Linked DNA regions of Homo sapiens: region 1 is linked to region 2. The links are chromatin contacts, found by Hi-C in ENCODE. All regions are on one chromosome and are shown on one strand. The core of a region is the stretch at or near the end of the contact, and the rest is flanking DNA. Distances in the headings are between cores, read along the strand shown. Region 1 has its middle 110 kb from the start of SLC22A3. Region 2 overlaps PLG (plasminogen).

Evidence for each region. A loop is a pair of places that touch in the nucleus more often than their neighbours do. Pooled maps may share reads with other maps.
Region 1: a map with no recorded cell type shows a loop between it and region 2 (8-fold over the local background). The contact joins two enhancer-like sites. A Hi-C loop is called at or near these places in 2 of 37 single-sample maps with no recorded cell type and 8 of 50 pooled maps.

Annotation. Positions count from the first base shown.
Region 1 is chr6:160,459,735-160,464,350 of GRCh38, forward strand. No RefSeq gene overlaps it. Among named protein-coding and RNA genes, the nearest start is that of SLC22A3, 110 kb to the left of the region's middle. RefSeq lists an enhancer at 3,204-3,253. Within about 2 kb of position 2,922, at least 3 of the 41 ENCODE cell types and tissues checked have a DNase peak (open chromatin) inside an H3K27ac peak, as active enhancers do.
Region 2 is chr6:160,739,896-160,744,641 of GRCh38, forward strand. PLG (plasminogen) reads left to right here. Exons shown (of 19, transcript NM_000301.5): 17 at 1,416-1,522. Among named protein-coding and RNA genes, the nearest start is that of PLG, 40 kb to the left of the region's middle. RefSeq lists an enhancer at 2,463-2,532. Within about 2 kb of position 2,441, at least 2 of the 41 ENCODE cell types and tissues checked have a DNase peak (open chromatin) inside an H3K27ac peak, as active enhancers do.

The DNA of each region.
Region 1 (4,616 bases), core at 1,672-4,171, 280 kb before region 2:
TTATATATCTTAGAGTTCCAGGAACTCTCAAACATTAGAACTCTGGTTTTTAGACCTGATTCTACTTTAGTAAGTTCAAGGGGATAAAGGACTGGATATGAGAAATGCCCTATTCTGACAAAGAATCATCATTGCCACCAACTTTGAAGCAGACACACTTTCTGCTTCTGGGCAACAGACATCTGTGGTGCAGAAGTCCTCAGTCTACAGGTTCCCTGGTGGAGCACTCTAGGGTGTGAGGATGTGGGGTGGGAACTCTAAACTCAAAATGTATCAGCCTATCAGAGAATACCTCCAAAACTCAAAATTTCCAAATTGCTTTTTCAAGCCATCAGAACACCCTAGCTCTCTGAGGACCATGAGGAGCGGAGACCTTGTATTTGCACATTTGCTGGGATGGTGGGGAGGAGACTGGGGAGCACGAGAGAGATCAGCTACTGTTTAGGCTGAGCCAGAAAGGCCCTTCTCTCCTTCCTAGAGTGTCAGAGCATCCCAGAACATCACTTGCTTTCTAGGACTGCATAGGCAGGTGATAGCTCAGAATACTGGCGTGAGCCACTCGGAGCCAGAGTGTAATGAAGAGTACAGGTAAAAAGTGCATGTTGGCAGCACTTTGATAAATCCATGAGGACACAGACCACCACGCAGTTTAGGAAAGAATGAATCTGAAATATGTGGAAGGTGAAAGCTCTGTAAAGCAAGGAGTTTCTAACCAATAAAGTAAAGAAAAATCAAATCAACGGCAGAGTGAAATGCAATGTGATCAGGTTTGTCGATGGCATTTCATAAACCTGTGAAAAGAAGGCTCTTTAGGGGAGAACAGTAATTGAGCACAGGCACCCTGATGTAGAAGTGAGCCAAGGAAGCAAAACATGCAGGCGGTTGGGCCTGTTTCCTATGCGTGTTTCCTAAGAGATACCCAAGAAAACTGAACTTATGAAAGGCATGTTCCACTGAAACAATACCCAAAAGGTCCAGGTTCTGTGGGATTGGACTGATTACTCTTCATTTATGGGGATCATGACCTATAATTTTTTCCTGTGTTTGTGAATGGATGAGTAGCCTCGGCATTGAATTCAATGATTCACAAAAGTGTAAAAAAAAAATCGTGCCTGTGACAGACTGTAGGTAAGTTTGCTCTTGTCCTCCCTCACTGCAAAGTGTCACATTTCTAAAAACTTCCCTCTCTTTTCATCTGACAGTGAGACAATGGATATCCATAGAAACCCTCAGAGCATCTTCAATATTTTCCAGCAATATCGGAACTTGGTGCAAATCACTGCGCCTACAGATTTTGATGTAGCTACTTAGATCAAGAAAAAGATTCCAATTTTGGCCATTTTCAAAGTAGAGAACCTAAAATAATATAATTATTTTTATTTTTCTATATTTTTTCCTCCTTCAGAAAACATAGAGGCAGGTACTGATGCCTCAGCTGTGTGGGTTCTGTGTAAATGTAGAAGGATTTTGTGGGGCTTGTGTGGAAGGACAATATAGTTGGTTTCTGGGCCTGTTCTTACCTTGTTGTAAGACTGACTTGCCAGGGCCAGGAATGTGGGTGGGCCACACAACCCCCTACAATGCTTCTGGGACATTTCTTTGGCTCCACTTGAGGCTTCCCACAATCAAATGAAGAGGATGCTGTGGCACAAGGTGGGAAAGAAGTCGCATTTGAGTCCAAGTTGGCAATTTTGTCAATTAATTTAGGACAAATTCCAAGCACTGAGTTTTTGATATTTCAAAGGTGAAATTAAACAGTAAAATTATAAACAACTTTTAGATTTTTTTTCTAGGTTTCAAAAGTGGTAGTAAACAACACAGGATGCTCTCCTTTCAAGGAAATATAAGCGCTTTCTAATTATTTTGTTGGAGAAGTGATCAAAGAAATTGGTATAGTTCAGCATTAGAATGAGATCTTTTCTGAGAAGACCTTGATTGGCACAAATAGTTATTCGTCATTGTTATTCCGAACAATGTTTAGAACATGATGTCATCCTTCCCATCATCATCCTCATCACCATCCCCATCTAACCCACATAAAGTTTACAGAAAGGCATGAAGGTTTCTTTTGCATGTGAGTCTGTGTGTGCACGTGTGTGTGTGTGTGTATGTGTGTGTGTGATTGTATGTAGCAAGGATTACTGTCCTAAGTTGAAATGTTGCCTTCTCTCAGCCAGCTTCAGGACAGCTCCTCTGGGGAGCCTCCCATGACTAACTGACTGTCATTGGGGTGACTTACACACATGTGCCTTTATTTTTCTTTTACCTCCTCTCTGCCTTCTCTCTGCAGCCAGCCTGCAAGATCTCTGGAGGTAGGAACAGTGTCCCATCTTTGGTACCACCCATCAATGCCTACAACAGTGCATAGGCTACAGAGGGTGTTCAAAAATGCTTCTCTGTCTCCAGTCCTTCAAGGTCTTCAAAATTATAAACATTAATATAGTTAATAATATTCACATAATTATTAATAACAACTGCAAGAGGAATTTCCTCCCCAACCAACCAGAGATTCTACACTCCAGTGAATTTGGAACCTGAGTTTTCCAAATAACTGTCCATTTGCCATGGGCTGTTCTGAGAATCTATCTATATAAGTCTTTTTTTTTTTTAAAGAAACATTGCATGGAATGAAATCATCTTCCCTAGTGCTGAACTCAATTTCTGCTAATATGCCTTACACACAGTATACATGCATCATTGTACTAAAAGAGTAACTACAGAAATTATGGTACCTGCTCCTACTATTTAAAATAAAACTGAATGTTTCTATTTATTTTTACTTATTATTTATACTGAATGTCTTAGTGGAAATGAACTAGCTATTAAAATCATTCTCCACCAGAGTCTCTAGATTTCTCAAGCATGAGTCAAACCTGAATAAACCACATCCTTCTGCAGGAAACCAAACCCACCAACCACATCCTTCTGTAGGAAACAGTTCTGAGGATTTCCAAGTGTCTTATGGGAACCCTTCTCACAAGGCTTGGGGTTAACCTCACTTGTCTTACATCAAGGTTAGGTGGGGGACCTCACAGTCCATTGGGAAAAATCTTGCTCCCATTCTTCCTTCTTTCTCCAATCTTTAAGAACTCGATTCTCATACAACCTTTATGTGGGTGAGGACAGCAGAAATGCACCTGGGAAGCTACTGCACTTTCCTACCATAGGAGTCAAAGGTGCATGAGTCCCAGGCACAGTAGTGGGGTCTGAGGCAAGAAAGTCAGTGTGGGCTCAACTTCAAGGCAGCCTGTCAAGGATAGAGAGCCCAGGCAGTGAGAGGCAGTGGCATGTACCAGACGGGGCCAGAAGTGGAGAACTGGAACTGACCCCATCGAGGGACTTTCAGGTAGAGGAGCCACCAAGATGCTTCTGCAGAACAAACAAAAACACCCACTCAAGGAAAAGGTCAGCTATCAACTCACACTAAATCCAGAGACCACAATGCCACAATACAATAATATTGGCCAAGTAGAATCTTTACTATCACCCTAACCTCTCATTCTTCCCTCTTGCTCTCCCCAGGAGTGTCCCAAATGCGAAGCTGGGCAGTGTGGCTCCCATAATCTTCATCACTGCCCTGTACCGCCTCCCCAGGAAATCTTGGAATGGTGGTCTTCAGTGGACTTGGAGGCCAAGCTGCTTCCCCCAGCTCAAGGTTCTTCCACATGGCAGACCCAACCACAAGCAACCAAATTATACAAATGAAAAGTCCAGGACAGCTTTCTGTAACTAGGACAGACAAGTTGATTGGTCAGCAGAAAGTAAAATAGGGGACAAGTCCAAGTGGCTTTTTGTTTTTTCAGAAATACCCATGGATTTGTTATCCCAGTTGTTTAAGATCTAATGTCAACTCCACTTACCCTGATCCAAGCCTCATACTCCCAACAAGAGTCTTGGAGCAATGAAGAGGGAACCCAACAAACAGTCTCTAAGCAATGATGCTAATGTGAATCGTGAGGAATAATCTTAGGAGAAAGGCCATTTGGGGCTAAAGAGCTGCACTACCCTTCACTGAATTCCTAGGATGGCCATCTGTAGGTTTACAATGTGCACCACATGCTTAGCTGTGCCCTGCTGTTCGTATATTTTTCATACTTCTCAGCTGCAGAAGAGAAAGGTTTTTTATCCGAATGACTGTAAATTTCTTTTTCATGCATCCCATGCTAGACACTGAAGTGCTCAGTGGGACCACCCTGGGGCTGATTAGATCACCTCTAAGTGTGCTCTTTGGGAATTTTACATTTATTTTATTTATGTGTGTGTGGTGGGAGGGGCGGGTGTTTCCCTAACAAATGGGGCCAATTGTAGGGCAGGTTCAAGATGCCCATGACGAAGGGCAGGCTCTGGTGGAGAGGGCAGCCATCTCCTCCCCAGAAGCACTCAGCTCAAAAGCCATTTTCTGGTTTTTTTTTTTTTTTTTTTTTTTGCAAATCCATATGAAGGAAGCAGTTTCCTTACCAAAACAGAAGGCAACTTACCACAGAGAGGGATATCACAGTAGTCAAAAAGTTTTCTTGGATTCACTCTGTAGCACCAGGGACCATTGATGTCACCATCAGGGTTACGGCAGTACTGAAAACAAGCAGGCATGTAAGCTCCAGCTCACGTGGGGCAAG
Region 2 (4,746 bases), core at 1,191-3,690:
CTGTTGAAATGTTGTTTCACTAAGCCTGACAAAGTGAAACATTTGCTTATGTCACTCATTTAGTGCTGTTTGGAGCCAGATACTAGTTGAGTCAGCTAAGAAACAGCTATTTGTAGGAGAAGCAGGTTTGGGACAGGTGACAAGGCACGCAGGGCGCTCGCTGTGCTGGTGGTTCTGGAAGACAGGGTGTCAGTGTGGACAGGGATGAGCATGGCCTGGATGAGAAGGCACGGGGCAGGAGCCTGAGCTGCTCTCCTGGGCCTGGCCACAAGCCCAGGGCAGCTTCTCTGGGTCTGTGAACTGAGGGGTGATGTCCTGGGATGCTCTGACACTCTAGAAGGAGAGAAGAGCCTTTCCAGCTCAGCCTTTATAAACAGTAGCTGATCTCCCTCCTGCTCCCCAGTGTCCTCCCCGCCATCCCAGCAAATGTGCAAATAGAAGGTCCCCGTTCCTCATGATCCTCAGAGAGCTGGGGTGTTCTGATGGCTTGAACAAGTAATTTGGAAATTTTGGGTTTTGGAGGAGTTCTCTGATAGGCTGATACATTTCGAGTTTAGAGTTCCCACCCCACATCCCCACACCCCGAGTCTAGGGCATTTAGTGCTCCACCAGGGAACCTGTAGAGTGAGGACGTCTGCATGACAGGCTGGGCCTTCTGATGATGCTCAGAAGCAGAAAGTGTGCCTGCTTCAAAGTTGGTGACGATGATGTTTCTTGATCAGAATAGGGCATTTCTTATTTCCAATCCTTTATCCTCTTGAACTTACTAAAGTAGAATCAGGTCTAAAAACCGGAGTTCTAATGTTTGAGAGTCCCTGGGACTCTAAAGTATATGAATGTTCTTTGAAAACAAATACCATTTTGTTCAAGCAAAAGGCTTATTTCCAATCCTCTTTCATTTGGTATCAAGTATTTTACTGGATTCTTACAACTATGGCGTAGTAACATTCACTGAGGAGGAAATGGAGGATCCAAGGATGGAGCAAGTTGCTCTGGGCACACAACACATTTGCAATTTTACAGCCTCTTGGTGGCATCTCAGTCAGACATTCCATGCACTGATCAATGCCCTATTCGATTAATGTAAAAGGACACACTCAGCATGAGATTCCAGTTGTGCACAGAATATACATGAGAAGTGCGCCTTTGTCATCCCTACTTTCAAAGGTGAAGGCCACCAGCAGTATCTTGCATGCAACTGATGCCTTTCAAATGAAACCTTACATCTGCATAGTCCATAGACAACCACAGGCAAATGTGAGGGTGAAACTCTGTGTTCTACGTTGCTCTGTGTCAGTGAAGCAAGGCAGTGCCAGTTCAGAGGGCTCTGGGGCCTCAAGACAGGGATGACTGGTTGTGGGTACTGCAGCTGCGAGCAGAGCAGTCAAACATAACTGCTGATGCTTTTCTTTCAGTCCTGCCGTCATCACTGACAAAGTAATCCCAGCTTGTCTGCCATCCCCAAATTATGTGGTCGCTGACCGGACCGAATGTTTCATCACTGGCTGGGGAGAAACCCAAGGTGAGATAAATTCCATTGCCCACATAACGAATTGGTTTTGACCTACAGTCCATGTGACAAAATGATCATTTTGGAGAAAGCTGTGCAAATTCCTATCCATGAATGTGGTCCACCCCACTCCTGATTTTGCCTGGGCACCTGTCTATGTCTTAATCAGTCTTCAAGGCACATGATCAAAGGGAGGAAAACTGTGTCTTTGAGTCTCTCTCTCTCTCTCTGTTTTCAGAACATTTTTATTTCAATTAATTAATTTTTAACTTTTATTTTAGGTTCAGGGGTACATGTGCAAGTTTCTTGTATATGTAAACAGTGGTTTGTCATGCAGATTATTTTGTCACCTAGGTACTAACCCTAGTACCCAATTCTTAGTATTTCCTGCTCCTCTCCCTCCTCCCACTCTTCTCCCTCAAGTAGGCCCCAGTGTCTGTTGCTCTCTTCTTTGTGTCCATGAGTTCTCATCACTTAGCTCCCACTTATAACTGTGAACATGTGGTATTTGGTTTTCTGTTCCTGTGTTAGTTTTCTAAGAATAACGGCCTCCAGCTCCATTCATGTTCCTGTAAAAGATATTACCTCATTCTTTCTTATGGCTAAACAGTATTCCATGGTGTATATGTACCACATATTCTTCATCCAATGTGTCATTGATGGTCATATAGGTGATTCCATGTCTTTGCTACTGTGAATAGTGCTGCAATGAACATTCATGTGCATGTGTCTTTAGGGTAGAATGATTTATATTCCTCTAGGTATATCGCCAGTAGTAGGATTGCTGGGTTGAAAGTTAGTTCTGCTTTTAGCTCTTTGAGAATCACCATACTGCTTTCTACAGTGGATGAACTAATTTACAGTCCCACCAGCTGTTAGTGTTCTCTTTTCTCTGCAACCTTGCCAGCATCTGTTATTTTTTGACTTTTTAGGAAGCCATTCTGGCTGGTGTGAGATGATTTTTCATTGTGGTTTTGATTTGCATTTCTCTAACGATCAGTGATATTGAGCTTTTTTTCATATGTTTGTTGGCCACAGGCATGTCTTCTTTAGAAAAGTGTGTTAGTGTCCCCTGTCCATTTTTTAATGGGGTTTTTTTTTTCTTGTAAATTTGTTTAAGTTCCTCATAGATGCTGGATATTAGACCTTTTTCAGGTGCATAGTTTGCAAATATTTTCTCCTGTTCTCTAGGTTTTCCCTTTACTCCCTTGAGAGTTTCTTTTTCTGTCCAGAAGCTCTTAAGTTTAATTAGATCCCATTTGTCAATTTTTGCCTTTGTTGAGATTGCTTTTGGCATCTTCATGAAATTTTTGCCCGTTCCTATGTCCAGGATGGTGTTACCTAGGTTGTCTTCCAGGATTTTTGTACTTTTGGATTTTACATTTAAGTCTTTAATCCATCTTGAGTTGATTTCTGTATATGGTGTAAGGAAAGGGGTCCAGTTTCCATCTTCTACATATGGCTAGCCAGTTACCCCAGCACCATTTATTGAATAGGGAGTTATTTTCCCATTGCTTGTTTTTGTCAGCTTTGTTAAAAATCAGATGTCTGTAGGTGTGTGGCCTTATTTCTGGGCTCTCTATTCTGTTCCACTGGTCTACGTGTCTTTTTTTTTTTTTTTTTTTACCAGTACCATGCTGTTTTTGTTACTGTAGCCCTGAAGTATAGTTTGAAGCCAGGTAATGTGATGTCTCCAGCTTTGTTCTTTTTGTTTAGGATTGCCTTGGCTATTCTGGCTCCTTTTTGGTTATATATAAATTTTTGAAGTAGTTTTTTAATAGTGCTGTGAAGAATATCATTGGCAGTTTGATAGGAATAGCAATGAATCTGTAAATTACTTTGGGCAGTATGGCCATTTTAATGATATTGATTCTTCCAATCCATGAGCATGGGATGTTTTTCCATTCATTTGTGTCATCTCTGATTTCTTTGAGCAGTGTTTTGTAATTCTTATTGTAGAGATCTTTACCTCTCTGGTTAGCTGTATTCTTACATATTTTATTCTTTTTGTGGCATTTGTGAATGGGACTGTGTTCCTGATTTGCCTCTGGGCTTGGCTGTTGTTGGTGTAAAGGGATGCTAGTGATTTTTGTACATTGATTTTATATCCTGAAACTTTGCTGGAGTTGATTATCAGCTGAAGGAGCTTTTGGGCTGAGACTATGGGGTTTTCTAGACATAGAGTCATGTCATCTGCCAACAGGGATCGTTTGATTTCCTCTCTTCCTATCTGGATGCCCTTTATTTCTTTCTCTTGCCTGATTGCTCTGACCAGGGCTTCCAATACTATGTTGAATAGGAGTGGTGAAAGAGGGCATCCTTATCTTGTGCCAGTTTTCAAGGGGAATGCTTCCAGCTTTTGCCCATTTAGTATGATGTTGGCTGTGGACTTGTCATAGCTGTCTCTTATTATTTTGAGATATATTCCTTCAGTACCTAGTTTATTGAGAGTTTTCAATATAAAGGATGGTAAATTTTATCAAAATCCTTTTCTGCATCTATTGAGATAATCATGTGGGTTTTCTCTTTAGTTATATTTATGTGATGAATCACATTTATTGATTTATGTATGTTGAACCAAGCTTACATTCTGGGGATAAAGCCTACTTGATCACGATGGATTGGCTTTTTTATGTGCTGCTGGATTTGGTTTGCAAGTATTTTGTAAAGGATTTTTGCATCAGTGTTCATCAAGGATATTGGCCTGAAGTTTTTTGTTGTTTTTGTGTCTCTGCCAGGTTTTGGTATCAGGATGATGCTGACCTCATAGAATGAATTGGAGAGGAGACCCTCCTCCTCAGTTTTTTTGAACGGTTTCAGTAGGAATGGTCATAGCTCTTCTTTGTACATCTGGTGGAATTCAGCTGTGAATCTATCTGGTCCTGGGCTTTTGTTGGTTAGTAGGCTATTTATTACTGATTCAATTTTGGAGCTCATTATTGTTCTGTTCAGGGAATCAATTTCTTCCTGGTTCAGTCTTGGGAGGGTGTATGTGTCCAGGAATTTATCCATCTCTTTTAGGTTTTCTAGTTTGTGTGCATGGAGCTGTTTGTAGTAGTTTCTGATGGTTATTTTTATTTTTGTGGCATCAGTGCTAACATCCCCTTTGTCATTTCTAATTGTGTTTATTTTGGTCTTATCTTCCTTTTCTTCATTAGCCTAGCTAGCAGCCTACCTATCTTATTACTGTTTTCAAAAAACCAACTACTGGACTTGTTGATCTTTTGAATGAATTT